Regions from separate parts of the Mus musculus genome. Here all the other regions are linked to region 2. A link is a loop called in an ENCODE intact Hi-C map of the cell type or tissue named here. Cell type or tissue: left cerebral cortex. All regions are shown on one strand. Each heading gives the region's core, and the rest is flanking DNA. Links, peaks and the distances in the headings are about the cores only. Region 1 holds the start of Zfp948 (zinc finger protein 948). Region 2 holds the start of Ppp2r1a (protein phosphatase 2, regulatory subunit A, alpha). Region 3 holds the start of Zfp52 (zinc finger protein 52). Region 4 overlaps Zfp946 (zinc finger protein 946). Region 5 holds the start of Zfp51 (zinc finger protein 51). Region 6 holds the start of Zfp946 (zinc finger protein 946). Region 7 holds the start of Zfp160 (zinc finger protein 160).

Region 1 (4,456 bases), core at 186-4,185, 620 kb before region 2:
TACAGTTTGGTTGTATGTCCATAGAGTCCTTTACTAGAAAGGAGACAAAAGACTACTATTGACATTTTTCTAATATAGAAGAGTTAATTTTTCAAAAGACGCTTTATAGTTTTATAGTTTACAACAATACGTTTCATTCGTGTTTTCATTTTTCTTCTCCCGTTTCCAATAGACGGGATTTCTCCATAGCCCTGACTGTCCTTAAACCATGTCTGTATACCAGGATGACAAGGATCTTCTAGACCTACCTGCCTGTTTCCCAAGATAGGGATTAAAGATTTGTGCTTATAATGTCCTTTCTAACTGTGAACTGTAACAGATGTGCAGCTTAGTTGTCATGTGGGCCCTGTAACAACTGGAGCAGAGCCTGTCTCTGACTCTGTTGTCTGCCTTTGGATTCCTTTTCCAACTGGGCAGTCTTGTCTAGCCTCAATGGTAGATAAGCCTAGTCCTACTGCAACTAGACTGGCTGAGCCACTGGACTCCTCCCCTTCTCTGAGGAGAAATGGAGGAGGAAATTGGTGGAGGAGAAGCAGGAGGAATGGACTGGGAGGAGAGGAAGTGGGGGGAGGGGTGGTGTTTGCGATAGAAGTGTAAAGTAAATAAATTAATAATGAGAAATAAAAGTTTACTTATAAATGTTAATGTTCACAACCATACCTATGTAATTTGCAAAAATAAAATATTCTTTCAGATTATTTGCAACCACTCCTTTATATATAGTATCTAAAAGATATCCGGGGATGCCAAGTCACTGTAAGTCTCCTGGTAAAACAGGCCAGTTAGAGTGAATGAATGTAAATTTCAAGAGCTTTTTCCTTTTAACCTGAACAAACAGAATTGGTTTTCAAAAATCAATACATAAATTCAAATATTCTACTACAGTATTCTAATAGGAACATTTGGCATTCAGAAGTCAATTTAAAAAAAAAAAAAAAAAAAAACAGGATTAGTCCGATTTATGTGAGCTAAAAGTTCTCGACAAGGGAAGAAAGACATCTACAGCAGAATTCCCGAGCCAGGTTCCTTAGAAGCAGAAGACAAACCGATCACACCCTGTTCCCTTCCCGCCCTTTTCCAACCCCACAGCTCCTCTGACCTGGGCGGTTCCAGGGCCGCCTGGCTCCGGTTCTCGCCGCTTTGCGACTGATTGCTGATTCCTCCAGGATGCCCCGCAAGGCACCCGCGGCTGCCTGGAGTTTTAGCTTCCCACGAAGTCCTCTGTGTCCTCTGACCCCAGGTCTGAACCACGCGATTCCCCACGGGGCAGGGCCGCGAGCTCTGGACCTGACAGGTCCTTGACACTTCTGGTTCTTCGTCCCACGTTTCCAGCCTCCCACACCCAGTTTCCAGCTTCCGTTCACGTCACTGCCCTAACTCCTCCCACTGGGAATACTCCTCCCACTCGGAACACTATGTTTTCCACCCCCACCTAATGTCTAACAACCTTCCACCATGTTTCTGGGTGAATATCCCTGCCCCGCGAACACGTCCCTCCCACTTTGTCTCAGGCTTCCTGCCATACAGCTCCAGCTGTCAGGCTGCTTCGGACCCGCTATGCACAGCCTCCCAGTGGCCACTGTCTGCCTAGACCAGAACTGGGCCTAATAGGACGCTGCACCCCGGTATCTGATCCCCATCCTGGGTACTGAATCCTTTAGATGCAAAATAGCCTAAAACTAGCCTCTAGGACACATACTTCATACCAAACAATAACAGGCTAACTTGAGAAGCCAGAGTCCCATTCCCAACACACAAACATAGGAAGCCAATACCAAATTCTGAAAATTTGACTATGGTACAGACATTCAAAGAACTTGGATTTTGAAAAAAAAAAAGAAAGGTGTCTAAAGAAGTCAGTAGTCATCGTTTTGTCATCAGCATAGGGCTGAAGTCATCCCGCACTGTACTGCTTTCACCACTAGATGTCATTTTACTAACTCAGAAAGGCATTTGTCTTCTGTGAGTCATTCACGAGGCTCTTTTCTCATGACAGATTTCTGGTGGATGCAGACTCTTGGCTAGCCCAGTCGCAAAAAAAAAAAAAAAAAAAAAAAAGTAAAGTACGTGGTTCTAGTCATAAAAAAGTCTGTTACTCTATAACAACTCCAGCTCTGGGAACACTGAGGAAGAAGAGTAGGTTAGGAAATAAGGGAAAGAGGGAAAAGGGCTAAGACACACCATCCTCTAGATCCCATACAACTATTGTAATCAGTAACCAACAGCAACTGTCCTTCCCTGCACTGGCCTCACACAAGACCACAGTCAGTCTAGGAAGTGGAACAGCTCTCTATATGTTGGCTATGGATAGAGTGTAGAAGAATCACTGCCTTTAGTTGTCATCCTATACTGAGCACATCAGACTCCAGCAAGGTCTCACAAATGACTCTGGTTCATCTCAGTGATCCCAGGCAAAAATGAATGGAGATGAACACAGTAGAGTGACTGTTGGAACTGTGGACCATAGTGAAGAGGTAGGAGGTGAGAGTGGCAGTATTTGAAGTGGGCACAGAAACACACAATGCTGTCATGTGTGTGTGTCTGTGTTTGTGATATATCTAATAATAGAAAAGGGGGGGGGGTATTTATTCATCCATTCATTATAGACAGAGTTTCTCTGTGTGTACCTGTGTTTAAAAGCTGGTGCTAAGCCGGGTGTGGTGGCGCACACCTTTGATCCTAGCACTCGGGAGGCAGAGGCAGGTGGATTTCTGAGTTAGAGGCCTGCCTGGTCTACAAAGTGAGTTCTAGGACAGCCAGGGCTAAACAGAGAAACCCTGTCTCAAAAAAACAAAAACAAAACAAAACAATACAAAACAAAACAAAACAAAAAAACGGTGCTAATGTGACCAGATCAATTGTTTAATTTTAACACCAGTGTGAGATTTCTTTTTGGTTGTATCACTATGTGGTGGGATTTTTGTTTTTTGAGACATGCTGGCCTGGAAGTCACTGAGATTAGCGTTCCCTGCCTCTGGAATGCTAGGATTGATTCAAGGCATACTCCACCATGGCAGGTTCAGTATCTCGTTTACTATCAGGTAATAGAGTTTAAGAGTCTTGATTGTTGTGTGTGTGTCAAGAAATATTAAGTGTTAAGCTGATTTGTTGTTAGTTCTTTGGAGTTCTGATAGACTCCTGTCATTCTACTCATGGAGTTCTTTTAAGGATGGCATCTTATAATTGCTTCAGTCCCATTGTTTCTCTTAGTTTTATTTATATTATTTATTTCACATTGTTTATATTTGGCATGTTATATACATCATTTCAATTAGAGTATTCTATTTAGTAAAATAGAAGTCTTTAATATCAGTAAACAGAAGATCTTATTAGCACATTTCTATCAAGTTAGTTGAGCCTTTACCTTGCGTAACTATCAGAACCTTATGAGCTGGGCAGTGGTGGCATATGCCTTTAATTCAGGCACTCAGGAGGTCTCTGTGAGTTCCACATCAGCCAAAGTTACACAATTGAAACCCTGTCTCTACAAACAAACAAACCAACAAGCCAATCAAACACATAAGAAAACAGTATGTATAGTCAGGCAAGGTCTTGTAAGCCTTCAAACCAAGCACTCAGAAGGCAGGAACAGGGGAACTCTGTGTTCAAGGCCCCCCTCGTCTAAATAGAGAATCTAGGACATCTTGCAATACACAGAGAGATCCTGCCTCAAAATAAAACAGACTCTTCCCTGAGGAGGAGCTTGTATGAACCCAGAATCAGCCTGCAAGCTTCCAAAGCAAGAATCTAACCAACAGTCTTACTCAGTTATGATGCCGATAAACCAAATCAACAATCATCTTGGCAGGACAACTCTAAGGGTGCAGTAACAACAAACTCATGTTGGTGGTAAACAACAGCTCTCTAGTTGGATTTAAAACACTCTTAACAAAAGAAAACCATGACTGGTACTGGAAACATAGCTACCTACTCAGTGCTGGTGAAATCAGGAATCTTACAGGAGACCAACAACCACCACTTTACTAAAGCAGCATAATCCCTAATAAAAATCTAAACATCTTTTCCTTGTACCAACAAATAAATGTAGGCTTCTTCCCTCATCAAAGAAACTTCTCTTTCAACAGAGACCACTACAAAAAAAAAATCCACAACAAATCAAAATGTAGAGTTGTGAAGCCCATGCCTAATGGATACATCTACAAAACACTTATGCATCTAAGGCTCAAGGAATATTTTTGAAGATGGGTATCAATAATCACGAGGCAGAAGACCAGGAAGTTTGCTGTGAGGCTGTTTCTCCTAGTAATGCCAGGAGCTTATCCATAAAATCTCAGCCACACAACTGTCCAAACAAGAGCCGAACAAGCACAACAACAATGGACATGCCAAGGTGGATGGGAAAAGCCCACAAGGCTGAGCTCAATTTCTACAGAGTGTACTACAGGCAACTGACAATGCTGGGAACAGGAGTCTCCCTCGGGGAGAGCATACCAAC
Region 2 (4,456 bases), core at 306-4,305:
TTATCTGTGACCACTCACTAAAAGGTTAATTCCTTTAAGGCAAGTTTTGTTCTTTTGTTCTTCAACTATCCAAAATACCACTCTGAAGAAAGGCCCAGCAAACACTTGCTGATTCACTCTTTCAACATTGACAAGTCTCATTCTTTCTTACATGTGGTAATATGCAGATTTAGTTCTGTTTACCTGTTTCACATCTAGCCTTTGTACAGCAACCAGACTGCTTCTTTCTTGATACAGTGTCACCAGGCTAGCCTTGACACTGCCTTTGCCTCCTGAGTGCTGGGATTGCTAGCATGCATGCACCACTATACCAAGCTCTGGTCTCCTTTATGACCCAATAACATTCCTCATGCTTTGCATGTGTTTACAGAACATATGCAAATAAATTCATTCAGTATACCCAAAACCAGATTATTATTCCCATTTAACAGAAGAGAAACACAGACTGCCTGAGTCAATTTGCAAAAATTGCAAGATCCAGGAGTACAAATCCAGTCTTGCCAACAATGGAACCAGAGTCACACATAAATACGTAAGACTTAGAGGATAGGCCCAGGTTCAGGAAGGTGACTGAGTGCAGCATGAACAATTCTATATAAAAGGAAAAGCAGAGGGCTGTAGCACAGTGCCACAATAGCCACACCCCCAAAATAATTGCTAACATTTATAGAGCCTTTACATACAGCCAGTTTCATTTTACTACTTTTCCTCGGCCACCGAGGGAAACCAGGACTATTATTAGCCGCTATTTGTAGAAAACAGAAGCCAGGGGCGATGAAATAATGTGCACACAAGGTCATCCTCAGGTGAGAGGATGCGGCCTTGAGGTCTGACCTCTTTTTCAAATCCAAAGCAGTCCGACAACTCTGGGGTCCTGGCTCATTCTTCTCCCATGAACCAGAACTATCAACTCTCTTGGCAGGCCGGCTTGGGACCAGGTCGGAGAACAGGTGGGTCTGTGCACGTTACCCACCCCAGCTACGGCTAGTTAAATCTCAGGAGAGGATACTTTCACCGCCTCCTTCCTCCTCCTTCAGGAGAGCTAACCCAAAATACAAGGTGGAGGTCGGTGAAGAATGGACAGAAATCTCGGTATCAGTCCCCAATCCCAATATCAGTCCCCACTCCTTCCAGTTAAAACGAAAACATTAAAAGCAATGGGAACTCTACCCGGGTCGCCAGGACCCCTGAGGGTTTCTACTCAGCAGGTCACGCGCCCCCGCCGATTCTCTACAAAGAGCCATTCTGAGTCCGCCGCCAATCACCGACTGGCAGGCGGCAACAAGACCGCCACCCTATCTCGGGCCGCCCAGGCCCAGATCTGGGGCGGCCGCGCGCACTCAGGTAGGACCCTCGAGGCTTGCCCTCCGCTTGGCCGGGCACCCAATGAAGGCTGCCATCTCATCGAACCTTGCTATTAAGAAAGATGAGACCTGAATTCTGATTGGCTGCCGCTGCTTTCCGCCACTCCCGGAGAACCCGGAGCCATCGCTCCCACATTCCGCGAAGATCCCCGTCCCCGATCTCCCCCACACACTCTAACGGAAGGATCCCCGTACCTGAACGTCCTCATTGCGGAGTTCATCTATGAGCACCGCAATAGGATAGAGCGAATCGTCACCGTCGGCAGCTGCCATCTTGGCTCCCTGGCGTTTCTATCAGGCAGCAGCGAGCTCCAGGCGGAATCCGGGATCGGGCGGGGCGGTGCCGGGGAAAGGACGCAAAGCGGACGTGGGGGCGCCCGAGCCGCCCTACAGGGGCCGTCCCGCCGCCATTGCCGCACAAGCTCGCGTCTGTTTGGTCTGAACCAACCAAGTCCCGCCTACTTCTCATTCACCATTGGCCGGACGAATGAGATGTTTTTCCCGAAGGACGAGAGGAACCGGAAGTGAAGTATCTTAGTGACCAAGATTGTGCCCGCCTACGTCGCTGCTAGCAACCACGGGAACAAGCAGGTCTAGCTGCCAATGAGAGTCGAGGGTGGGAGGTGGCTAAGATGGCCCCTTGGGGAGAGGCGGAGAAGACTTAAGCTGGAGTCTTGGGAGCTATGCGTGACGTAATGAAGGACATGCTTGTCTGGTTCTGCTATACCGGTCTCTGTAAAGGAGGGACTCCTAAGTAGGGAGATTTGCCTTGCTTGGTTTCTAGGATGCGGTTCTGGGGCTCTTGGCGTTCAAGGCTTTATTACCCACCCCCCTTACCCGGAAGAAATAGAGCGGCCAGAGCGAGTCTTCATCCTGCCGGGGAGCTTCTAGGTAGCTAGTAAAAAATGAACAAGGTCGAAAGTTTTTTGAGGATGGACCTCTGCCTCATAATGAGCTTGGGCGCTGTGATTCACTTAGAAGGCGAATATAAAACTATCACAATCCTTTCTCCTTAAGGTTGAAAATATGAAAGGGAAGAAGGTGGGCATAGCGGGGTTGTTAGATGCTATCAAGGTTGTTAAAGCGTGGCTATTTCTATACTTGATTTTTGTTTTCTCCTTTCGACTCCCCTCGCCTCTCCCCTCCTCCATCATCCTCCCCCCCACACCTCCATTCCTCCCTTCCCCCTTCTTCCTCTCCAATTAGAGAGAAAATTGAGAAAGCACCCTCACAGAGAGTGGAAATAAACAAACAAACAAACAAACAACCCCCCCCCCCTCACAGAGAGTAGGCGTTCCTAAGTAATGATGCAGATCACATATCTCTGGCCCTGAATAGGAAACACTTGGTCTTGTGATAACGAACAGAAGGCATAGCCATGTGTGAAAGTGCACATGCTTTCAATCATGAAACTCAGGAAGCAAAAACTTGTCATCTTTCTGAGATTGACATCATCTTGGTCTACATAGTGACCTCCGGGCCAGTCAAAGGTCTATGGTGTAACCCTCAAAAGACAGCCATACCATTGCCTCATCCCATAAGAGTTAATCCAAATGGTCTGGCTTAGAAACTTCAGTTTATACGCTACCTCACTAAAAGAGTTTGGCACAATGGTACCATTGTCTATTCTTTGTGAGTGTATTTTCTTTTATGATCTCTCTGGCCATTCTTCAGTTTCTTTCCTTTATATGAACTCTTCTATACTGTACTTTATGTGTTTCTGAAACCAATCAACAGAAAACTGGGGAACTCAGGAGAGGCTATGGAGAGGAATTCCAAACAGTGCCTTCTTGGACCATTTTTGATTTAACAGATCTTTTGGAAAAAACATCCTCTTGCCTGTCTCCTCTCCTTTCAGATATAGTAAAGTTTTCTAGTCTTACTTTGAACTGCCCTAGGTTAAACATTGTAGGAAGCACTGGATTTCTTAACAAGTACAAGAAGAGGGTAAGTTTAATTAATTAGTACTAGGTTGTGATTGGTAATGGGCTTACTGGCATTTCTAATCAATTTATGTGAATTATGAAAACTAAAAAATAAGGTTTTATTTACTTTTTTGATTTTAAATTTGTATCCTTTATCTCTTATGCTGAAAAACACTAAATTTTTAGTGACATTGACATAGTCATATTTATGATTAATGATTACATTTTAGGATATTATGAAATAGTAAATGTTATTCAGTTATGCCGTGGGCAACACAGCTGGACATCAACAGGGCCTAGCAAGGAAGGTAATTGGAGACAGAGACACAAGACTCTAGGTTCAGTTTAAGAATGGACAATTTTTTGGAGCTGTGACGAAAGGATGGACCATCTAGTGATTGCCATATGCAGGGATCCATCCCATAATCAGCTTCCAAATGCTGACACCATTGCATACACTAGCAAGATTTTGCTGAAAGGACCCAGATATAGCTCTCTCTTGTGAGACTATGCCGGGGCCTAGCAAACACAGAAGTGGATGATCACAGTCAGTTATTGGATGGGTCACACGGCCCCCAATGGAGGAGCTAGAGAAATTACCCAAGGAGCTAAAGGGAACTGCAACCCTATAGGTGGAACAACAATATGAACTAACCAGTACCTGGGAGCTCTTGTCTTTAGCTGCATATGTATCAAAAGATGGCCTAGTCGGCCATCACTGCAAAGAGAGGCCCATTGGACTTGCAAACTTTATATGCCCCAGTACAGGGGAATGCCAGGGCCAAAAAGGGGGAGTGGGTGGGTAGGGGATTGGGGGGGTGGGTATGGGGGACCTTTGGGATAGCATTGAAAATGTAAACGAGGAAAATACCTAACAAGAATAAAAAAAAAGAATAAAAAAAAAGAATGGACAATTTTTATTTTTCCCATTGTTTATATAATGTTTAGCGCATAGCTGGAAATTCCAAGCAGAGTTTGAGAAACAGTCTTTGGGCCCACTATCTATATTCTGTCTTTTATATTTCACTGCCCTTGTTGGCATCTTTTACCCCAGAGGACATGCCTGCTACATTTTATCTCTTGCTTACAGTTTTTCAGTCAGAAGACTACATCTGGATCATTGTTTGTGCTTGAGAAAAGAACTATAGACTATCTGGACCAAGCACA
Region 3 (4,456 bases), core at 244-4,243, 590 kb before region 2:
CACATTTTTTTTTCTTTTTCTTAGCTGGCTTTCCTTCCTTGATTGTTTGCTTTCTTCCTTTCTTCTTTCCTTCCTTCATTATTTATTCTCTCCTCCTCTTTTTTTTTTTTTTTTTTGTAATTATTTTTATTGTTTTGTTTTTTGAGACAGTGTCTCACCATATAGCTCTGGCTGTCCTGGAACTCACTATATAGCCTTTGCTCCTGAGTGCTGAGATAAAACGTGAGTGTCACCAAGCCTGGCGCCACTCTTTTCACAATTTGCATCACAGATTGCATACGTTCCCGATGGAAAATTAATAGTAGATAGACAGTTTACTTTTAAAACTTAATTTTTACATCCATACCAGTAAAACTCACAACAAACAGTACAATCAAATTCATTTAAGTTTGCAGGAGTTCCTTTCGTGACTAAAAGCTCATGGGGAATCCACCACATGCCACTTTCTTAAATAGAGAAGTGGTAGAATACGGAAGTTAGTATGGATGATTGTAAATTTCAATAGCTTTGTCCTTTCCGTCATAGCAAAGAGAGCTGCGTTTTCAAATATTAACTGATAAATTCAAATATTCTACTAGATCAGCCAGAAGGTCAATAAAAAGAAATAGTATTATTCCAGTTAATATTACTGAAAATTTATCGACGAGGGTCTGACATCCACAGCACAATTTTGAGAGTCGTTATCCTTATGATCAGAGGGGAAATTGATCCCGCTCTGCTCCCCTCCCACTCCTGCCCATTCCCCAGCCCCGCCTCAGCTCCTCGGACCTGGAAGGTTCGAGCGCCTCCCTCCCTTGTCCCCACCCCCACTCCCACTTCCTCTCCCCCATCCCCCGCTGCTGCCTCTGCCAGCTGCTAAACTGCTGACTCTCCCAGGATGCTCAAAAGGTACCTGCGGTATAGGTAAGTTTTCCGGTTCTGCGAGCCCCGCCGTTTCCTCCATACTCAGGTCTCCACCACGCGATTCCACACTGTGCAGCCGCTCTACCCCTCAACCCCAACCCCAGCTCAGTCTTGTACCGGATTCTTGACACTCCAGACTTTGACTTTTTAGTCCCACTTCCCAAGCTAACACACCTTGCTTCCTAGCTTCCCTGGCCTCAGTCTTCTAATCCCACCCACACTACACCCTTCCTCTACACCCAGCCAATGTACCACATCTTCCATCCTCTATTTCTGGGCGAGTGGGCCCGCCCAGCGGAGACCGGCCCCTCCCACTCTGTCTCAGGCTTCTTTCTGCCACAGCTCTTCCCTTCAGGTTGCTCTGCACAGTCTCCCCACACTCTTGCAGCCAGTCTAGACCAGAACTATATCTGGTAGGACCCTGCACCCCGATATCTGATCCCCATAGTGAATTCTGAATCTTTCAGATGCAAAACAGACAACCTAAGATCCCCATCTCACTATCATCCTCTCCACCACATACTGCATACCAAACAACAGGCTAAATTCGGATGCCAGAGTCCCATCCCCAAAACACAAACATGAGAAACCAAAACCAAATACTTCAATTTTGATTTGGAGAGAGACTTTTCAGGAACGTGGATTTGGGGGAGGGGGGAGGTTGTCTCAAGAACTCAGTGGTCAGTGTTGGGGTCCAGCAGTAGCCCTACATGCCACACAAACCCTGATCTCAGTCAGACAAGGACAGATAATTGGATGCATACCCTAAGACTGATCAGAATTTGGGGGCTGAGCTACAACCACAAACACTTCTCAGGACTGGTTTAAGAATGAAAAAAATCACAATGCGCTCATATGCAGGTGCAGGAAGTGCTGACCTGTGGTTTTCTCTGACCCAAGCTATTTTTGCTAGCCAGACAGAGCAGTTCTATCTGACCTTTATTCTGATTGGTCCTAAGTGGAGCATATAATTTTCAAAGTTCTTAAGATTAACCAACTTCAGAACACACAGAAGATAACAGGGTATGTGGAACACGACCCTGCTCTGAGTCAAATTATTTTTCTGTGTCAATGACTAACTGGCATATTACAGAAACAATGTGAAATAGCTGGCAGGCATGGAACAAAATGGCTACAGCTATGTTACAGGGACAGACCTCAACAGTCAGGACTGAATTCATACTTCATTGAACTTCTTTCACCACTAGATGGCGGACATGTCATTTTAGTAAAGCAGAAACAAGTTTGTCTTCATGATTCCAAAAGTGCTTTGAGATAAAACCTAGAACTAACTCTCTCTCTCTCTCTCTCTCTCTCTCTCTCTCTCTCTCTCTCTCTCTCTCTAGTACAGTGGTGTACGCAGAGAATCTTGCACGTCCCAGATGCAGAAAATAAGTAAGGTTTGTGGTCCCAACCCTAGAAAAGTCAGTTTTACAATCCAATGTCTAGCTCTGAGAAGCATGGAGGAAGAAGAGATGGTTAGGAAATAAGAAGGGAGAGAGGGGGAAAGGCTAAGAATTCCAAGTCTAGAGTTCTCTAGACTCCATACAACTACTGCAATCAGTAACCAAGAGCAGCTGTCCTTGCCTGCACTGGCCCCACACAAGACCACGGTCAATCTAGGAAAGGGAAAAGGCTTTACCTCTCAGGCATTGGCAATGGATAGACTGTAGAAGAAGAATCACTGGCTTTAGTTGTCATCCTGTGCTGAGCACATCAGGCTCCTGAACATAGCTTCAAACCCACAGTCTCACAAATGGCTCTGGTTCATCTTAGTGGGTGCCAGGCAATATGAATAGACATGAACAAAGTGACTGTTGGAACTGTGGACCAGGATAGCAGAGAGGTAGGAGTGAGAATGGGCAGTATTTGAAGTGGGCACAGAAACACACAATGCTGTGATATACATGCATTTTATCTTTGTGTGTGTGTATGTGTGAAATAACTAATAATAAAAAAATCGGGGCATTCATTCATGGTAGACAAGGTTTCTCTGTGTGAACCTGTGCTTAAAGGCCCGTGATAACATACCTAGATCAATTAAAAAAAAATCAGTGTGTAATTTCTTCTTAGTTCTAACAGTATCTGATGGATTTTTTTTTTTTTTTTTTTTTTCAGTTTTGAGGGCCAAGATGGCCTTGAATTCACTGAGATCAGCAGTTCCTGACTCTGGAATGCTAGGATTAAAGGCATGCTCCAACATGTCAGGTTTATTCATTATCTGGCTTAGTATCAGATAATAGAGTCAGGAAGTCTTGATATTTTTGTGTGTGTCAAGAAGTATTAAATATTAGTCTATTTGCTGCTCTTCAAAGTCCTGATAGAATTCTGTCAATTTGGTCCTGGGCTTTGTTTTGAAGATGTCATTTTATAATTGATTCAGTCATATTGCTCCTCTTAGTCTTGTTTATAATATTTGTTTCATGTCATTTATATTTGGTATGTTATATGTGCCTGAAAACTCATACACCTCAACTAGAATATCCTCTCTAGTACAATAGATGTCTTCAGTGTCAGTAGATAGAAGATCCACTTGTTAACTCATTTCTATCAAGTAAATTGTGCCTTTACCTTGGGTAACTATCAGGACCTTATCAACAAGGAAAGACACAAGGACAGGATGAAAGACTCAGGCTCTGAAGGCCAATCTTATCTTTATTTTAATCTTTGGGCAGAGGGCATGGAGAGGCAGAGGCTGGAAAAATTTAGTCTGAAGCCCTCCTGGGTTGCCTGCCATCTTAACATAGTATATTGTCTTATTGTAGCTCTGGGAAGGTGACTGCCCCGGTGGTTGTTCTTCTCAGTGGGCTGAGTGTGGCAGGATGGTGTCCACTCTCTTTACAACTTAGACTACATCAGTTCAGATCGGGAGCGAGCACTTCTGGCAGGAAGGGTAGCCATTTACTGAGCAAAATGAGTGACCAGGAGGCCATTCTACGATCTGGTAAAGGGAGACATCGGCCTCTCCTGCTTTTGTCCAAGCTTGAAGCTCTGCTCTTTGGGAACTCATGTCCTCACTTATGGAGATCTAGGTTAGGGCCGCGGGAGTCTTAGACCATTCTAGGGGCCGTGGACCCTTGTGTGCGCCGCTCGGCGGAAGGGGAGAGAAACGCGCCTGGGTGAGCCGCGGCTAATCGAGGGGTCGGGTCAGATTCTTTGTGCCCCGCCGCCTGCAGGGAGAGCCCCACACTGGGGTTTGAATCCCCGAGGAGCCCGGGCGCACCACAGCATCTTGTTGGCTGGCGCCGAGTAACTGGGCTCCTCTCCTCTGCCTGCGCAAAGCGGAGCGGTGCCACTCGGGTCCCAGGTTTTCCCCGCTGCCCAGGGCGCCGCGGTGGCCGGTAGGCTCCCCAGCGGAGTGACTGGGCCCCCGCCCCGGCGAGGCCCCACGGCCTTCCGCCCGAGGTGGGCTCAGCCCCGCGCGACTTCCCGCCGCAGCTGCGGGACACCAGCACCTAGGCCCGGGACTCTCAGGCTCCCTAAAGTAGCGAATCGGTCTGGAAAAGAAAGAGTTAAGCCGAGAGGCTGGGTGGGTCTTCAAATCGCTACAGCG
Region 4 (4,456 bases), core at 168-4,167, 1.5 Mb before region 2:
GCTGAGACCAGAGCTAGATCTAGTAGTATGCTGTAACCTATTACCTGCCACCCCCCATCCTAGATTATCAATCAACCCTTAAGAGTAAAATCTCACATTGAAAACCCCACATCCTAACCTAAAGCCAGGTAGGAAGACAACTGACAGGCTGGAAGCAAAGCAATATGACAAGCTTTGATAGAATATCCCTACCTCAAATCACTAACGCAATACCAGTGCTCCCAGTGAAATGAAATTCAAGATACAGAACGCAAAGTACAATTTGAAGGCTATTCAACAATGTCAAATGACAGAAAGAGGAAACAAGCTCCTGAACTCCAAGAGGATGGGAACAAGCTGATTCAAGAACAAGAGAACTCTCACAAATGGCTGAGGAAATAGTAAGAATAATGCAGGATGTGAATATCATGATCTACAGAAATCGAAAATCTCAGAAATCCTCAACTGGAAAAGAAACCAGAAATGAAGAACTCTGTAAGCCTCATAGTAATTCAATAAAGAGCCTGTCCACCGCAGAGAAGACAGACATCAGTTTCAATACAAGCTGAAGGGGCTGGATCACTCCACTAAATTATAGGTGAAACAAATGAACAAGATTCTTGCTGCATTAAAGCAGCAATATAAAAAAAATAAAATAAAAGTGAAATTCTAGCCAGACTCAGTGAGGAAGAGCTTTGATCTTAGTGCTCAGGAGGCTCAGACAAGCAGATATATGTGAGTTAGAAGCCAGCAGTGTCTCCATATCACATTATAGGCCAATCAGGGATATAGAAATAAACAAACAGAAAAGCCAAACAAGACATTAAAGGTGTATTTTCTACATTGATATTAAAACCCTCTAAAAACGTGCCTTTGGGCACAATTATAGCATGAGTATTAGAAGACTGAGTATACTGGTTAGAATAAGAATGTGCCCCATTTCTTATGTACTTGAATGTAAGCTCTAGCTGGTCAGATGTTCTGGGAAATTTAGCTATTGGAAGACTATTGAATAAATCATGACACTGACGAGAGGGTCTGAGGAAAAAATAGCCACAAACCACCTCTGTTCCCTCTCCCTCCTTAGTGATTGTGGCTAAGGATGTGACCTATCAGCTTTCTATTTCACCAACATGCTGCTTGCTGTCAGGCCTCCCTGCCATGGTGGACTCTTACCCTCTGGAAGCATTACCCAAAGTAACCTCTTTCTTTTTTTAGGTTGCCTTCATCATGGTGCTTTACCATTTTCTGATTTGATTTAAGGCTTCATATCAGAGACAACTCATGTCACGTTTCTAAAATTAATCAAGAACAAGAAGTATGATAGGTCATGTGAACTCTAATGGGGGATTATTACTGTTGTTTTCCTATAAGGTCCCAAAGACAAACTTCCTTTTATGTTGTTGTGTATATTTAAAGTAAAGTACTGTGCTCAGACTTCATGAGTGAGGCTTCTTGCTGCTGTAAAATTTGCTGACACTGTCCCATTCTAGTTTCTAGGAAAAACTATATATAAGATGTTCTATTTCGGGCTGGAGAGATGGCTCAGTGGTTAAGAGCACTAACTGCTCTTCTGAAAGTCCTGAGTTCAAATCCCAGCAACCACATGGTGGCTCACAACCATCTGTAATGAGATCTGATGCCCTCTTCTGGTGCGTCTGAAGACAGAAACAGTGTACTTAGATATAATAATAAATAAAGCTTTAAAAAAAAAAAGATGTTCTATTTCTTAATAACGATGCTAGACACTGGGTGGTGATGACACATGACTCTAATCCCAGCACTCAGGGATTAATCCCTCTTTCAGGAGGGAGAGAGTGGTAGATCTAAGCGTTCAAGGCCAGCCTGGTCTACAAATCAAGTTCCAGGACAGCCAGAGCTGAAACATAGCATAACTCAATCTCATAAAACAAAACAAACCTAGTATGGCATAAGACATAGCTTGTGTAAGGTCTCCTGCCATCTTTTCTATCTTCTTTATTCTGACCCAAGACAAAGAAACATCCTGGAAGACACAGTGGGAAAATGGAAAACCTAGAGACAGAAGATGATGATTATGCGAGGAAAAAAACTTCTGGACATGAGTCCTCTATGTTGATCATCAAAATGCCTCATAAGATTGAGTTCATCAGCATTTCTTTCATCAAGGCTGAGAGGGGCCCTGAGGCTGAGACCTTACCTGCCTGCCTACAGACTGCTCACAGCAGATGGCGAAGGGGGATCTCTTTCAGAGGTAGAGCCATTTAGGAGATGAGGACCAAAAAAGTAATCTCCTAACCATGCTCTGACACGGAAAGTTAGATAAATGTGAAAATTTAATGAAATCTTACAAAGAAACAAGAAAGAAGACTGACTTCATTTCTGCAGCTGCCTTCTGCAGGATTTGAATAAAAATTATTAATTGAATCAGAATATAGTCCAAGGTTTTAGGTTCTCACAGGTGCCCTCTTGATACCAGGCTCCCTGATGCTGCTCCAGAGAGTTAACAGTTCACACGTTCACCCTTCCAATCACAGATGGGAAATTCTTTCACCTGCTCAATGCATTTGTCTCCACATTTGCTCGATAAACACACCAATTTTATTTTACAAGAAACATAATGAAATGATACGTGCTGATGAACTATACTTGACACTAAGGACCCCTGTTACAGCAGGTCAGTGAGCAGCTCACGTATCTTGTGATTCATTCTGAAACCAATCTTCCAGCTGGAATCTCCATTCTACAGTTCTTTAGTAATAAACAAAATTCTCAACTAATATGCACAAAGATTCCTTCTCCGCCTGGTCAGTCTACATACTCAAGATTGTCTAGAAACTAATCTTTTCGACAAAGCAACAGAAAGAAGTGAGGAACAGAGTCAGCGGGGCTCAAACTTCCTGCAGTCATCATGCATATGAGCATGCAGCTTCATCAACAATAAAACAAGCAAAGAATCCGTATACCTTTCAATTATCACAGCTAGCTTTGTATGTAATTACTTCTTCCTATACATCCCTGAACTGATAAGCAAATACTCACTAATCAACATGTATTTAACAGTTACAATAAATCAAAACAGAAATTCCATACATGACATGTGAACAGTGCCAGAAGGGTAAAACGTTCTCATACAAACATGGGAATGCAATTGGAAAGGAGGTTTCTGTTTTTCTACATATGTTAAGAATTTTGTTTCTGAACAAAGTAATCCTAATTAAATGTGGAATTTTGATAAAGCTCAGAACATTCAAGACCTTCAAAAGATTAAACTGAGACTTCAAAATCAATTAAAATTATTACAGTGGAAACTATTATAAAACAAAAGAAATCAATGGGAAGACAAAACAGACAATTTAATAGTCTGTAGAGATACAAAACAATCCTTATCAAGGTCCTACTGTCATTATATCAGAAAACAGAGAAACTGACCACAAATGGAAAAGAATATAAAAGAACTACTGAAGCTTACAAAGTTAAAATATCAGGTAACAAACCTTGCAGCAAAAATGCTTAAATGAAGGTAATAAATTTAGCTATTATTCATATGGATACAAGAAAATGATACTAATGGAATAAGGACATCATCATACACATGCACAGTCAAATAAATTATGTTTTTACTACGATTAATTATTATACAGGAAGTCAGTAATGTGTGTAATAGGCTAATCATGAGATGATGTACAGTAGAATATTCTAGAACCATTTATATATAAACATAATAGGGCAAAATCAATCTCGTGTCCCATTTGGCCTCATTGCTTTTAAACATTTTTATTGTATTTTTATTTTAGCTTATATGTAGTAGTATTTTTGCACCGTGTACGTGTGTGTGCTCAGTGTTTGTGCATGATGCCTGCTGAAGTCCAAAGATATATTTGTATCACGTGATATAATTGCCTTTAACAGTTACTGTAAATTTCTATGATTTCTTATTGAAGAATATTAGGGTAAGGATGAGACAGCAGATGACACTTATCACTAACATCATACCCAATTGATTTTGTGAGACCCCGACTTAGAGCGTTTCTCCCTGGAAGGTAAAGTCCCTGGATGTTCCCCAAGCTTGTTTTCCCTGATCTTTAAAAATACAGCTAGAAAGAAGCTCTTTGTTCTCTATAGCTAGCAAAAAGCCTTTTTGTTTCTATACTGTACAACCAGAGATGCCTGCCTTCCTTTGCCGAGGACACGGAGATAAAAATTCAGAAAGAACTCACTCCCCACTCCTGCCTTGTAAATTTTACCAAGGACACCCGGAAGAGAAGAACTCTTCCCAACTCCTCCCAACTCCTCCCAACTCTCCTCCCAACTCCTCAGCTAGCTGTTAAAAGCCCCCTACTGTCACCACTCAGGGTCGAACTCCCCTTCCCTGCACTGCAGAGGAACTTCGTCCTCAGCTTGCTGATAATAAAACCTCTTGCAGTTTGCATCAGGTGTGGTTTTCTCTCGGGACACTGGGGTGCTGGCCAGCTCATCCCAGGACTTGAGCGGAGGC
Region 5 (4,456 bases), core at 150-4,149, 500 kb before region 2:
AACAGAGTCAGGTGTAACTCAGTGACTTCCAGTCCAGCCTAGTCTACATGACAGGATGAGTTCTGGGCCAGACAGAGGGACACAATGGGTTCAAGCCACAGACAAAACAAACACAGGAACTAAGCCAAACTAAACCAAACCAAACCAAAAAACAGTTTGTGTTCATGGACAAAGTGGTTTTCTAGAACTAAGGAGACAAAATACTTTTGCTGTCTTTTTTCTGATATAGAAGAGCTAAAGTAATTATTTGAAAGATGATTTATAGTACCATCATATACAATATAATACCTTTTCTGTTTTATTTCTTTTTTCCTTTTCCTTCTCCCTCTTCCCACTGACATTTCTCTGTGGTTCTAGCTGTCCTTAAACTCCCTTTATGTACCAGGGTGGCAAGGAACTCCCAGATCCAATTGCCTCAGTTTCCTAAGTGTAGGCATTAAAGGCTTGTGATTAAAGGATTAAAGGGTTATAGGATACAGGGATTAAAGGATTAAAAACTGGTTTATAATGTCCTTTCTAACTGTGAACTGTAGCAGATGTGCAACTTGGTTATCATGTTGGTCCCCTAACAACTGGAGCAGAGGCTGTCTCTGACTCTGTTGACTGCCTTTGGATCCCCTTTCCCTAACTGGGCTGCCTTGTCTAGCCTCAATAGCCTCAGTGCAGTGCCTAATCCCACTGCATCTTGATATGCCAAGGAGGGTGGATATCCACAGGAGGCTTTCCCTTCTCTGAGGATAAAGAGAGGAAGGTGTAGGATAGGGGGAGGAAGGTAGTGGAGGAGTGAGAGACTAGAAGGAGAGGAAGAAGTGATGACAATCACTTCTAGTTATATTTACAACTATATCTACGAAACTCGCAACAAATATACGCTGAGATTCAGTTACATTTCCAGCCATTCCTTTCATGAGTAATAGCTAAAAGCTCTCTGGGGATGTTAAGTCACCAAGTATGTCCTGGGTATAACAGTGGAGTTAGCATGGATGTAAGTAAATTTAAAGAGCTTTATCCTTTATCTCAACAAAGAGAACTGGTTTGCAAACTTCAGTAGATAAACTAAAATATTCTACTATTCTACTATTTTGAATATTTTGGCAATCATTTGGTCAATGAAAAACACATCAGGATTATTTCAGTTTATATGCACTAAAATATATCGAGCCAGCTTACTTATGAACACCAGAAAAACTGATCACGCCCTGCTCTCTTCCGGCCCCTTCCCAGCCCCGTAGCTCCTTTGACTTGGGAGGTTTCTGAGCTATGGTTCCAGCTGCTGTGCTGCTGACTCTCCCAAGATGCCCCGCGCGGCACACGGCTGGCCGGCGTTTTACCTTCCCCTAAATTCCTCCCCGTTCTGCTATCCCAGGTCTACACTACGCGATTCCCTACGGTGCAGGGCCGTGAGCTCTGGACGTGAACAGGTCGTTAACACTTTTGGCTTTGGTTCTCAACTTACCTGGCTTCACTCACCTAGTTTCCCAGCTTCCGCTCACGTCACTCCTCTAACTCCTCCCACTCAACACTTTTCTACACTTCCTGGTAACGTCCAATGTGCTTGCACCCTCCGTTTCCGGGTGAGTGGCCCTGCCCCGCGGAGACCCGTCCCTCCCACTTTGTCTCTGGCTGCCTTCCACACAGGCCCAGCTGTCAGCTCGCCCAGCCTCCCCTCATGCTTGCTGCTAGCTAGACCAGAAGTGGATCTGGTAGGACTTTGCACCCCGATATCTGACCCCCATAGTGAGTTCAGAACCATTTAGATAAATGACCGGAAGCCTAACACCTCCTGGACTTCCAGCCGCTGGAATACATACTTTGTACCAAACAACAACAACACAGGCTAAATTCAGAAGCCCAAGTCCCATCCCCAAAACACAAACATGAGAAGCCAAAAGCAAATCCTAAAATTTTGACTTGGGAGAGACTTTTAAAGAACTTGGAATTTGAAAAGAAATAGGTGTCTCAAGAATTCAGTGGCTCTTTGCTATCCGCCCAGGGCCGAATTCATCCTGTGCTGTACTGATGTTACCACTAGATGGCGGTCTGTCATTTTACTAACTCAGAAAGGAGTTAGTCTTGTGATTTATGCTTAAAGTGAGAAAAACCAATTCTTTCTTTCTTTCTTTCTTTCTTTCTTTCTTTCTTTCTTTCTTTCTTTCTTTCTTTCTTTCTTTCTTTCTTTCTTTCTTCCTTCCTTCCTTCCTTCCTTCCTTCCTTCCTTCTCTCCTCCCTTCCTTCCACCCCTCTATTTATTTATTTATTTATTTATCTATTTATCTCTTTCTCTCTTCCTCCCTCCCTCCCTCCCTCCCTTTTTTCTGGAGTGTTGAATGCAGAGACCTTAACTTGCACAGATGCAAAAAATAAGGTATATGGTTCTAGTCTTAATATAGTCAGTTACTAGTTAGTTCATCTAGCTTGGTGAACACCAAAGAAGAGGTGGTTAGGATATAAGAAGGAAAAGAGGAGAGGATGGGCTAAGACACACTATTCTCTAGACTCCATACAATTATTGTAATCAGTAACCAACAGCAGCTGTCTTTATGTTCACTGGCCTCACACAAGACCACAGTCATTCTAGGAACTGGAACAGCTCACTTTACCTCCCAGAGGTTGGCTATGGATAGATTGTAGGAGAATAATCACTACCTTTAGTTGTCATCTTGTGCTGAGCACATCAGGCTCCAACACATAGCTCCTATCTTACTGGGTCCCTGGCAATATGAATAGAGATGAACACAATCGAGAGGTTTGTTGGAATTGTAAATCAGAAGAGCAGAGTTTTAGGAGTGGAATATGTACTTTATATCAAAAGTATACCAAAATATTGGGCAATACTTGATGTGGACATACAAATGCAATATGCAAGTGTGAAATAGCTAATAATAGAAAACTTGGGGGAGGTCATTCATTCACTCACTCATTCATTTGAGAAAGGTTTTCTTTGTGTAACACAATTATTAATGAAGTGTGCTACCATGCCCAGTTCAAAAAACATTTTTTTAAAAGAAACATATTTATTTCTTTTACATGAGTGCTCTATCTACATGTACACCTGCATACCAGGAGAGGGCATTGGATCCCATTACAGATGGTTGTGAGTCATGATGTGATTGTTGGGAATTGAACTCAGGATCTCTGGAAGGCTACACAGTGCTCTTAACCTCTGAGCCATCTCCTGAGCCCCTCAAAGTTGTTTTTAAATTACATCAGTCTATAATTTCTTTTTAATTGTATCAGTATCGGGTGGAGGACTTCTATTTGTTAAATTGTTTGATTGTTTTTGTTTTTTATTTTGTTTTTGCTTTTCAGAGCCAGGCTGTCCTTGAACTCACTAAGGTCAGCCTACTCTGCCTCTGAAATGCTAGGATTAATGGGATGGTCCACCAAGACTGGCTCAGAATCTGGGTTAGTATCAGGTAATAGTTAAGAGTCAGGAAGTTTTTCTCTTTTGTATCAATAAGTGGTAGCTGTTAAGTCACTTTGAAATTGGTTTTTTGAAATAAAATCCTGTCAATCTTGTTGTGGGGTTGTTTCAAAGATGGCATTTTATGCCCAACAGTGGGTAGGGGGAACTACCTCCAGTAGATAGAGGTGGAGGGACAGGCTTGCTGACCTTCAGTAAAAATTTTTGACCAAGAACTGTTCCTATTTAAAAGGAATGCAGGGGCAAAAATGGAGAAGACCGAAGCCTAGCATGGCTCTCCTCTGAGAGGCTCTACTAGTAGCTGATTGAGACAGACACAGGATAGCTTACACCTGACCATTGGACTGAAGTTGGGGGGAGGGGACCCTATAGTTGGATTAGAGGAAGGATTGAAGAAGCAGTTGGGGAGGGCAAACCCATAGGAAGACCAGAAGTCTCAACTAACCTGGACCAAAGGGAGCTCCCAGAGATTAGCCACCAACCAGGCGGCATATATGGGCTGGTCTGAGGCTTCCAGCACATATATAGCAAAGGATTGCCTGGTCTGGCCTCAGTGATAGATGTGCCTAGTGAGGCCCCAGGGAAAGGGGAGGTCTGATTGGGGGGAGGACCCTCTCAGAGGCAAGTTGGAGGAGAAGTGGGATAAAGAACTGTGGGAGGGGAGACCACGGAGCAGGGGCGGGGGAGTAATGTCTGGAATGTGAATAAATAAAATAATTTGTTTAAAAGGTGGAATTTTCTAATTGCTATGTGTAGTCACATTGCTATATGTAGTCTTGTTAATATTATTTATTTCATGTTGTTTACATTCGATATGTTATATGTCCTGGAATCTCACCTATTTCAATTAGATTTTCCAGTTTAGTGTAATAGAAGTCTTTATTATCAGTAGACGTAAGATCCTATTGTTACTCATATTTTAAATGTTGAGCCTTTACCTTGGGTAATGGTGAGGACATTACAAGATGATCGGTGGTGGCACACAACTTTAACTCCTCCCTGAGGAGGCAGAGTCTGACAGATCTCTGTGAG
Region 6 (4,456 bases), core at 272-4,271, 1.5 Mb before region 2:
AAAGAATTCAGTTGTACAGTGCTCACAAACAAATAGAAAGTGAACAACTCTATTGTACTAAAAAATGGGTTAAGATGGAAGTAAGAAAGAAACTAAACCTAGACAACAAGAAATAATCTTACTCAGGGCTGAAATCAATTATATAGAAATATAGAAACAATACAACTAATCAATGAAACAAAGAGTTTGTTCTTTGACAAAATCAACAAGATCAACAAACCCTTATCCAAACTAACTATAAGGGTGAGAGAAAAGATCTAAATTAACAAAATCAGAAACAAAAATGTGGCATAACAACAGACCCAGAGGAAAACCAGAGAATCATAAAGCACATTTAAAATGTCTACTCCACATAATTGATAAAAATCTAAAAGAAATGGATAATTTAAGTAATAGCTTCCATATTCTAAAGTGAAATCAACATCAGATAAACAAATAGACCAATTTAACCCCTCGTAAAACAGATGCAGTCCTTAAAAGTCTCACAACAACAATCTTTTGATTTTTGTGCATTAATTTGGTCTTCAGTTATTTTGGGGAAAGTTTTCTCTCAGTTGTAGAAGTTCCCTGGTGGAATTTTTTGGGTCACCTATATATACTGTCATATCATTTACAAATAAGATTTTTACTTTTTCCTCTGTAATCCAATGTTTATTTTCTTTATTTCCTTCAGCGGTCTTCTTGTGCTAGCTAAGAATTCAAGTTTCATATTGAATAGACATCGTGGAGAAAGTGAATGGCCTAGTTTGTTCCTGATTTTATTGCAATTGCTTTGAATTTCTCTTCATTTAATTTGATATTGGCTGTAGGCTTCCTGTAAACGGACCCATTTCTCAATGCTTTACTTACATCCTAAACTGCATACATCTCAGATGAATAATTCATGGGCAATAAAAAGTATGCTTAATAAATGTTAATGTTTACTGCAATAACTGTAGTGCTCCATACGGTCTACTTTCTAGTAACCTCCCCCCAGCCTGAAGCAGGCTAAGCCAGACCTTGAACTTGCTGCCACTAAGGAGATTACCTTGGGTAGAGCCTTCCTACCTAGATCACTCTATTGTTCAGCCACTGCTGCTACCAGCTGGGACGGAGACTATTCCTGCAGCTGGTTCCAGGCTCCAAGGATGAACTGGCGGGAATGGGCCTCCCCCACCCCCACCACACCCCCCCCCCCCTTTATAAGCGCATTTGCCATTAAACATTTGAGCTTTGATCAGGAATCTTGACTTAGCTCCATTTTTCTCTCCACCGCCTAGTTCCCCTCTCTTTTCAGCCCCAGCTTGGCTTCCAGGTGAAATCCGGTTCATGTGAGCCGCGGTCGGCTTCCAACACTTCCTGGTTCAAAAAAAAATCTGTACCGTTTCCTCATATGACAATTATATACAAAGCTCTTGGAGGATACCTATTAACCAGAGCCAAAGGCGTTCTCTTGAATAAGCAATTAGTAAAACGAGGCAGTTAGAAAGCATGAATGAATTTACATTCCAGGAACTGTTACAATAACTAACAGCATATAATAATGCAACTGCTCTACCAGATATTTTATGGGTAATTTTATGACTGAATATTCTGGTAAATGTACGATGAATGAAAAAAATCACGATAAATCCCAGTTCACAGGATCTCAAACTTCCTGACAACCGTAAGATATCCACAACAGAATTGGGAGAGCAGCGTCCAGGGAAACCATCCCCCCCCCCCCCCTTACCCCCACCTCGGCTCCCGCCCGTTTTCCAGCCCCGCAGCGCCTCTGACCTGGGAGGTTCCAGGGCCGCGGGGCTGCGGTGTCCGCCGCTGCACAGCTGACGGCTGACTCTTCCAGGCCCGAGTTTTCCCTAGGTCCAGAAATAACCAGGACAGGAAAACCAGCCCCCGGTTAGAGAACAAGTTGTTCACTTAAGTACCTAAGGGAATGGTGAATTTTCCTATCTGACTTGATCTTTGGAGCTGCTCTCCTAGACCCGCCCACTACGGCCCCGGTTCCGGTCACGTGGTTCCCCCCAAACACTTCAAGCCAGGCGCTTTCTTTTCCGTAATTACTTTCCTAGACCCTCTGGTTTTTTCTTTTTGCTGGCCCCCTCCCCGCCCGACAAGTACCCACGCCCCAGGGAGGTTCCGGCCCCTCCCACTCAGTCTCAAGCAGCCTGCTACAAAGCTCCAGCAGCCAGGCTGCCCTAGACCTGCTCTGCACAGCCTCCGATATGCTTTCACACCAGAACAGGATAAGTAAGGACGCTGCACCCCAATATCTGAGTCCCAATTGAGTTCTGAACCCCTCAGATAAAAGATGGGCAGCCTAACTAAGAAGTTAAGATACAAGCCTTCTGAGCTTTTAAAAACGCTCAGCAAATGGCAACCAATACCCACAATTCTGATTTCTTTCCTTCCATTCCCTACACAAAATACTAAAAGTAAGTAAAAAAGCCTGGCTTCTTCCCAAAGCCAGTCTTAAAACATGTGAAATACAAGAAAGACTAATCATATGAAAATGTGGATAAAAACGTATGGGACAGATAATAATAAGAGGAGAGCTGTGCAAGCTCACGGGGGAGCTGCAGGGGTAAAGGACACTTGGTAGAAACTGCAAGTGGTAGAACAGGGCACTTGGAAAGCATGAATAAAGTTAAACTCCAGGAGCATTGTCCTGGCCACAATAGCAAAGAGACTAGGTAATGCAAATACTTTTCCCGAATATTTCTCTGTAAATAGCATAGCAACCATAATATGAATGAAAACATCAGCATAAGACCCAATTTGTGTAAGTGAAAATATAATGATAGCACAACAGAATCTTGATAGCCAGGAAAAAATAAAATGTGGTGAGTTTGCATTATTTAAAATTTCAAGCACAGGGGATTCATGGTCAGGATCAGGATGGTAAGGAAAATGAACATAGAAATGAATGGATTTTCAAGGGGAAGGACATTTGTGCCTAGCACATCACTTTATCACTCTGGTCTGTAAGATACAGGCTGGAATTTGGATAAAGAATGTGTTGAATATGTAGACTGCTTTTGGTAGAATAGCCATTCTACTTCCTAATTGTCTTCTTCAATTTCCTTTCTTCAAAGACTTGAAGTTGTATCATACAGGTCATATACTGGTTTGGTTAAAGTTAACACCAACATACTCTTTTTTTTTTTTTTTTTTTTTTTTGAGGCTATTGTGAAAGGTGTTGCTTTCCTAATTTTTTCCCTTAGTCCCTTTGTCATTTGTATATAGGAAACCTATTGATTTAATAGCTTTAATTTTGTATTCAGCTACTTTGGGGAAAGTGTGTTTGAGTTATAGAGTTGCCTGGTGGAAATTCTTGGGTCACAAGTATACTATAATATCATTTGCAAATAAGGGTATTTGACTTCTTCCTTTTCAATCTACTGTGTATCTTTTTGTATCTCTCTCAGTAGTCTTAACTGCTTTAGCTAAGACTTCAATTATTTTATTAAATAGATATGGAAAGTGTGGATATTCTTGGCTTGTTCCTGATTTTAGTGGAAGTGCTTTGAGTTTCTCTTCATTTAACTTAATCCTGGTTCCAGGATTAAGGCAGACTGTAACCTGCCTTCATTATGTTTAGATGTGTCTCATATCTTTTATCTCTACAGGACTTTTATGGAGAAGGGATATTCAATTTTGTCAAAGACCTTTTTTGCATGGAATGAGATGATCATGTCTTTTTGCAATATTGTATAGTGGTTTATATTTGTTGATTTTTGTACATTGAACTACCCCTTCAAAGCCTATTTGATCATGTTTGGTGATATTTTTGATGTGATCTTGGAATCTCTCTGCAAGTATTTTATGAGTATTTTTGCATGTATGTTCAAATGAACGAGCATTTGTGCCTGACACATCACTTTATCACTCTTGTCTTTAACATACAGGCTGACAAATGTTGTCAAGTCTATCAGCAACAAATCAAATATTCTTGCACCAGTGAGAGATGCTGTTTTTCAATTTCAGCAGTATTGTTTATTGCAAATGAATGTGTTCCGTGACATAATCCTTTCCATATCTTCAATTGAAAACAAAAAAACAGAACTGCAGCTTCAAATTCATGGAGATTAAGAGGGTATTCTGGGAAGGCATGAATAAACCAGGGTTTTATATGTTTCTTCTATGAAATCCACGATGCATGGCTTTTATAAAATCTGGAATTGACACTTCCTCAAATGCACAGCTACTTATGAACAGACATTTTTCTACATTTCTGAGCCTTCCATTCAAAGGTCACTATCACTTGTTTCAACATGAATTGTTTAAAGTAAGAAAAGCTCAAATAGCTATGTGTGCTGTTCAGAAAGTAGGACTCTAGTTTGTCGACCTCAGAATTCTAGTCTATATTTACTAAGGATATTCTCTCTGAGACAGAGATTTTCTCATCTCCCAGGTCTATCCTGCTTTTTCCATATCTCTGTGCTAGAACCATGTGAATCTATTTTCCAGCTGTCTT
Region 7 (4,456 bases), core at 192-4,191, 64 kb before region 2:
GCTTCCCTACATGACATGTTGAAACGTACAGGAGATTCTTCTGAAAAGGTCACCTGTTCCCTTTGTCTTGTTTCTCATAATGAGCAAACCTAACCAAAGGATTTCCCTGACAATCTGTTGCTGAGTGAGTAGATTAACAGCACTTGTGATAGCAAGTTATATTCAGGACATGGGACTTGGAAGTGAAAGGGTACAGTGGTGAGAAACGGTGGCGTTTGAAGTGAGCAAGATATGAGTTAAATAAATAGCTAGAGCCATGAGTCCCACCATGTGTGAAGAAGAGGCCCTTGGTCCTGGGAAGCTTCTATGCCACAGTATAGGGGAATGCCAGGGACAGGAAGCAGGAGTAGGTGGGTTGGGGAGCAAGGGAAGGGGAGAGGAGATAGGGGATTTTCGGAGGGGAAACTAAGAAAGGGGATAACATTTGAAATGTAAATAAAGAAAATATCTCATAAAAATGTCTATAAAATAATAATAATAAAAAAGATATGAGTTAAAGTACTTAAGTTGGTGCCTGAAGGAGAAAAAACATCACACATTTACTGTGACCGGAGGCAACACATTCTATGCTAAAAGTTAAGTGTTAGGGGGTTAGAAGAATCCCACAGCTCCTCCACACATTACCCCTGTCAAAGAAGGGTGACACTGTCTAAAAAATCTCACATTAGTTCTGGCTGTATAAGGACTATAAAGGATCAGTAAACACCAACAGTATTTATTCATTGAGAAAGTGTCTTAGTTATTTGTCTTAGTATTCCACGCCACCTTTAAAGTCTCCATTTTCCTACCCCAGCTTTCTTCCCACATGCTGGCATTACTGATCTGTGCCACCATGCCTAACACAATACCAGTTAATGCCCATCAGATCAAGTTTTGCAACTCTCTTCCATACCACTAAAATTCAAACAAAAATTAAGGGTTTTTTTATTTCAACAACAAAGACAAGCTCAGTAATAATAACCTTACTATTCCATCAACTTCTGCTTTATCCAGCCTGCCCCTCCCTCATTCTGCACTATCTTATTCACACTTTCTGAAGGGACTTTGCCAGCTCCAGCATGGTGACCATGACTCTGGTAGGCCTTGCCCCTTTCCTCTCTCTGCCTTGCTAAAAACTCTCAGATTACATTCCTAAAGCTACACCCAAAGTCTATTCCTTTATTTGGCCAATTCCTCCTCCTGACACTTACTATGAAGGCCCAGCTATCAAAGCATTGAAGTCTGGCAACCGAAAGGCACCTCTGGCTCACCTAATTAATGTGCCAGCTAAACACCTCGTCCTAATAAGGGGATTCTCATTTTACCTCTATAAGCCGCCATTTGCCTATGGGTCACATCTGTCTCCTCTCTATCTAGAAACAGTCATTTGTCCCACTTCTGGACAAATACTCCTAACCCCTCTCTCTTGCCCCTTTCTGCCCTCTTCTTTGTTCCCTTCCCCTTCTTCCTCTATCTCCTGTCTCTGACCTTTATCCGGGCCTTCTGTACCTCTAAGACAAATAAATCTTTGTGCTGAGAACTTGGTCTGAGAACTTGGTCTTGGAAGTTCTCCCCAGATACTTTCCCTTTCGCTTCCATCGCCTGCTTTTCTTTCTGTCACACATTATGGCAGTTTAGCTGTTCTCTCACCCTCCTCTCCACTCTTGCCAGCATCTCCAGACCCTGCTTTCTTTTTCCTTTCCACCAGGCGCCGCGGCAAGCTGCTCCTCTGCTATTCTGTCACCCGCGGCACTCTCTAGTACCGCATCACCTGGCACTGCCCGCACAAACGATAGTCATGTCTCCTCCCCGACCGCTGAAGCTTTTGAATCCGTGCCCCCGCTCCTTCCTGGCTCCATCCCCTCCCCTGGCTCCGCTGCCATCTCTCTCTCCCACGTTCCTACTTCCTCAGTCTCGCAGCTCTCCGCGTCACCGAGTGGAGCTTTGCACACAAGATGGGGACTCCAGGGCAGAGGTCCGGGTTCTGAGTGCCAGCAACCGGCCTAAAGAATCTGGGAAAACTCACCCAGCTACAAAATTTATGCAGAGCAAAACCGCTTCCGGGTCGCTGCGCAGGAGTGCATTCAGCATTCGCGGTCAGATCCGGGGTAAAATAAGGCGGGACCAGAGAACAAGTGATTGACGCTAACAAGGGGCGGTACCTAGAAAGGAAGCTGCTCTGAGAAGGAAATTTTAGGGCATGCTGGCCACTGCGTGCTAGTGGGACTTGGAACAGGAAACTGTTGCTTGGAGGGGACAGTATTTAAAGAAATGTTTATGGGCTAGAGAGGACCTGAATGCTGAGAATGGCGTGGTGAGGGCTTAGAACTGTTTCGGAAAACAGCGGGGTGGGGGTGGAGGGTCAAACCAAATAATGGACTAGAAGGGAGTGTGGGGATGCATTGGAGAGTAGGATAGTGCTCAAGTACAAGTGGGCATGGGTCTGGCTCTACAAGGGGATTCAGAGTAGGTTGTGTTCTTGGTGCACAGTTCTCAGTCCCTCCTTATTCTCCCACAGGTTCCTAGCTCTAAGGAGCAGGGCTCCTGAGCATTGTCAATCAGTAACCATGCATAGGTAGGAGAGTCGGGGACGATGGTGAATATAAGCAAGCATTGATTTTATTTTTAATTCGAAGAGTTTTATATATAAAAACAATTACCTATTTTAAAAGTTATATTTTCTGTTACAAAAGAGAATTGCATTCACAAAGGTCATGAACGATTGGCATTGAAGATCGATTCTTTTTTTAAGTGCCAACTTTTCTCTTTGTAATAAAAATAACAATTTAAAAATATTTTAAGTGCTTTTTGGCTTGAAAGTTTGAAACAGCATATAAGCTATTTTGGCATTCTCATTGAAAGTTCTTACTGTATCTACTTTAAATAGAAACAAACTCTTGCATACAAGTACATGTGTTCTAAAGGATGTTTGTGACAGCAGTCTGCAGATGTAACTGTCAAAGGTCAGCGGGAATAATTTGAGGAATGGCTAATGAAAAATATTTCTTCTCATTTCCACCATGTAGCATATCTACAGTTCATCAAACATTTCCAAAGGAAGTACACATAGAATTCAACAAACTATCACCAGTATAGAATAATGAGATGCACTGAGTTTCCCTGGTACTTCACCATTGCAAAGTACTTTCAGATACATACTTTTAAATATATAATGAATAGTAATCATTTCACCCTACACTACTGTCTCATGATCCCTACTACTTCCTGCTGAACATTTTAATATATGCATTATGTTAGTAGAAAGTCATTTGCTATTCATCCTATTGAAAGCAGTTGCTCAGAGTCTGGACATCCTCTCTGCAAATGTCCTTCAAAATGCCATGTCCTTGGGCAGGTTGCCCCCCTAAATCTGAAGCAGAGGTAAGAAAAAGAGAAGAGGAAACAAAGATATTTAAAATATGGTATTGCTCTTGAGAACCACTAGAAGGTGAACCATTTCCATAAGGATTCTTTTATCTCATGAATATGTGCCTAGGGTCCTGTACTGGCTGGTTTTGTGTGTCAACTTGACACAAGCTGAAGGTATCACAGAGAAAGGAAACTCCCTTGAGGAAATGCCTCCATGAGATCCTGCTATAAGGCATTTTCTCAATTAGTGAACAAGGGAGGGAGGGCCTATTCTGAGTGGTGCCATCCTTGGACTGGTAGTCTTGGGTTCTATAAGAAAGCAAGCTGAACAATCCAGGAGAAGCAAGCCAATAAGTAACATTCATCCATGGCCTCTGCATTAGCTCCTGCTTCGTGACCTGCATGAGTTCCAGTCCTGACTTCCTTTGGTGATCAACAGCAATGTGGAAATGTAAGCTGAATAAACTCCTTCCTCCCCAACTTGCTTCTTGGTCATGATGTTTGTGCAGGAATAGAAGCCCTGACTAAGACAGGTGGTCAGAACCAGAAGCTGGGAGCTCATCCATGGAGCCGAGACTGTGCTCAACTTGGAACCTACTCACTTGGGAAGGGCTTTACAGTCCCTTTTGGCTACATGTTATAAGCACCCGATTTGATATTATGCCACGGACTGGGCTCAGTGGGCCCCCCTCAATCCATGGGAATCAGACTCTCAGACAGATGGGTATAGAGTCAGCGAGAATTGACAGACACAGACACAAGAGAGTGTGTTAGATCTGAATGTAATGCCACAAAGTGAACACCAGTCTTATATACTACAGAAAACGAAGGAGTAGGATGTCACAGCAGGCAAAGTACATTGAAGTTATCTGACACAAAACAGAGGAATGACTTCAAAAGGACTTACAGGCACCAGGTAATGTTTACGGCAACGATAAAACAGCCCTGCCTAGGGTCAGCTAATGACAGATAAGAATTTCACATCCTAGACACAATTTGTGCTACTCCTTTGAGCCTTGTGAAAGTTAACACCAGGGGGTTCAGCTCTAGCAGACCTTGTTATGAATAATGCAATACCACAAACCCCCTATTTCCTAGGCCTTGGTAA

What was found. Hi-C counts contacts between places; a loop is a spot of excess contacts. Peaks named below come from ENCODE experiments on the same cell type or tissue, not always from the same donor. Only the 100,000 strongest peaks of a DNase experiment are listed, where the experiment ranks them.
Region 1: it touches region 2 in a loop (3-fold over the local background); 9 of 42 quality-filtered maps call a loop at or near these places.
Region 3: it touches region 2 in a loop (3-fold over the local background); 8 of 42 quality-filtered maps call a loop at or near these places.
Region 4: a loop joins it to region 2, with 6 times the contacts of the local background. A loop is called at or near these places in 4 of 42 quality-filtered maps.
Region 5: it touches region 2 in a loop (12-fold over the local background); 4 of 42 quality-filtered maps call a loop at or near these places.
Region 6: a loop joins it to region 2, with 4 times the contacts of the local background. A loop is called at or near these places in 4 of 42 quality-filtered maps.
Region 7: a loop joins it to region 2, with 7 times the contacts of the local background. A loop is called at or near these places in 18 of 42 quality-filtered maps.

Annotation. Positions count from the first base shown.
Region 1 is chr17:21,563,889-21,568,344 of GRCm38, reverse strand. It overlaps Zfp948 (zinc finger protein 948), which reads right to left and starts at 1,367. Exons shown (of 6, transcript NM_001002008.2): 1 at 1,100-1,367. In left cerebral cortex, for the core only: a CTCF peak has its summit at 1,894; DNase peaks (open chromatin) are centred at 484, 1,403 and 1,912; H3K4me3 peaks cover 1,690 bases; H3K27ac peaks cover 1,356 bases.
Region 2 is chr17:20,942,687-20,947,142 of GRCm38, reverse strand. Ppp2r1a (protein phosphatase 2, regulatory subunit A, alpha) reads right to left here and starts at 1,689. Exons shown (of 15, transcript NM_016891.3): 1 at 1,560-1,689. The coding sequence starts at 1,637. In left cerebral cortex, for the core only: no CTCF peak of the experiment used is centred there; DNase peaks (open chromatin) are centred at 870, 1,463 and 1,872; H3K4me3 peaks cover 2,510 bases; H3K27ac peaks cover 2,101 bases.
Region 3 is chr17:21,532,270-21,536,725 of GRCm38, reverse strand. It overlaps Zfp52 (zinc finger protein 52), which reads right to left and starts at 1,187. Exons shown (of 5, transcript NM_144515.2): 1 at 893-1,187. It overlaps 9330136K24Rik (RIKEN cDNA 9330136K24 gene), which reads left to right and starts at 848. Exons shown (of 3, transcript NR_131123.1): 1 at 848-903; 2 at 2,255-2,298. It also overlaps a transcript of Zfp53 not described here. In left cerebral cortex, for the core only: CTCF peaks have their summits at 2,099 (motif pointing right) and 4,003; DNase peaks (open chromatin) are centred at 1,192, 2,098, 2,636, 4,061 and 1 more place; H3K4me3 peaks cover 2,544 bases; H3K27ac peaks cover 2,244 bases.
Region 4 is chr17:22,432,320-22,436,775 of GRCm38, reverse strand. All of the region lies in intron 2 of Zfp946 (zinc finger protein 946), which reads right to left. Among named protein-coding and RNA genes, the nearest start is that of Zfp946, 10 kb to the right of the region's middle. In left cerebral cortex, for the core only: no CTCF peak of the experiment used is centred there; no DNase peak of the experiment used is centred there.
Region 5 is chr17:21,447,422-21,451,877 of GRCm38, reverse strand. Zfp51 (zinc finger protein 51) reads right to left here and starts at 1,504. Exons shown (of 5, transcript NM_009558.4): 1 at 1,457-1,504. In left cerebral cortex, for the core only: a CTCF peak has its summit at 2,001 (motif pointing right); DNase peaks (open chromatin) are centred at 1,572 and 2,003; H3K4me3 peaks cover 1,341 bases; H3K27ac peaks cover 1,013 bases.
Region 6 is chr17:22,421,732-22,426,187 of GRCm38, reverse strand. It overlaps Zfp946 (zinc finger protein 946), which reads right to left and starts at 1,986. Exons shown (of 7, transcript NM_198003.3): 1 at 1,759-1,986. In left cerebral cortex, for the core only: no CTCF peak of the experiment used is centred there; DNase peaks (open chromatin) are centred at 1,221 and 2,002; H3K4me3 peaks cover 1,847 bases; H3K27ac peaks cover 1,191 bases.
Region 7 is chr17:21,006,536-21,010,991 of GRCm38, reverse strand. It overlaps Zfp160 (zinc finger protein 160), which reads right to left and starts at 2,051. Exons shown (of 5, transcript NM_145483.2): 1 at 2,006-2,051. In left cerebral cortex, for the core only: a CTCF peak has its summit at 1,701; a DNase peak (open chromatin) is centred at 2,061; H3K4me3 peaks cover 1,874 bases; H3K27ac peaks cover 1,310 bases.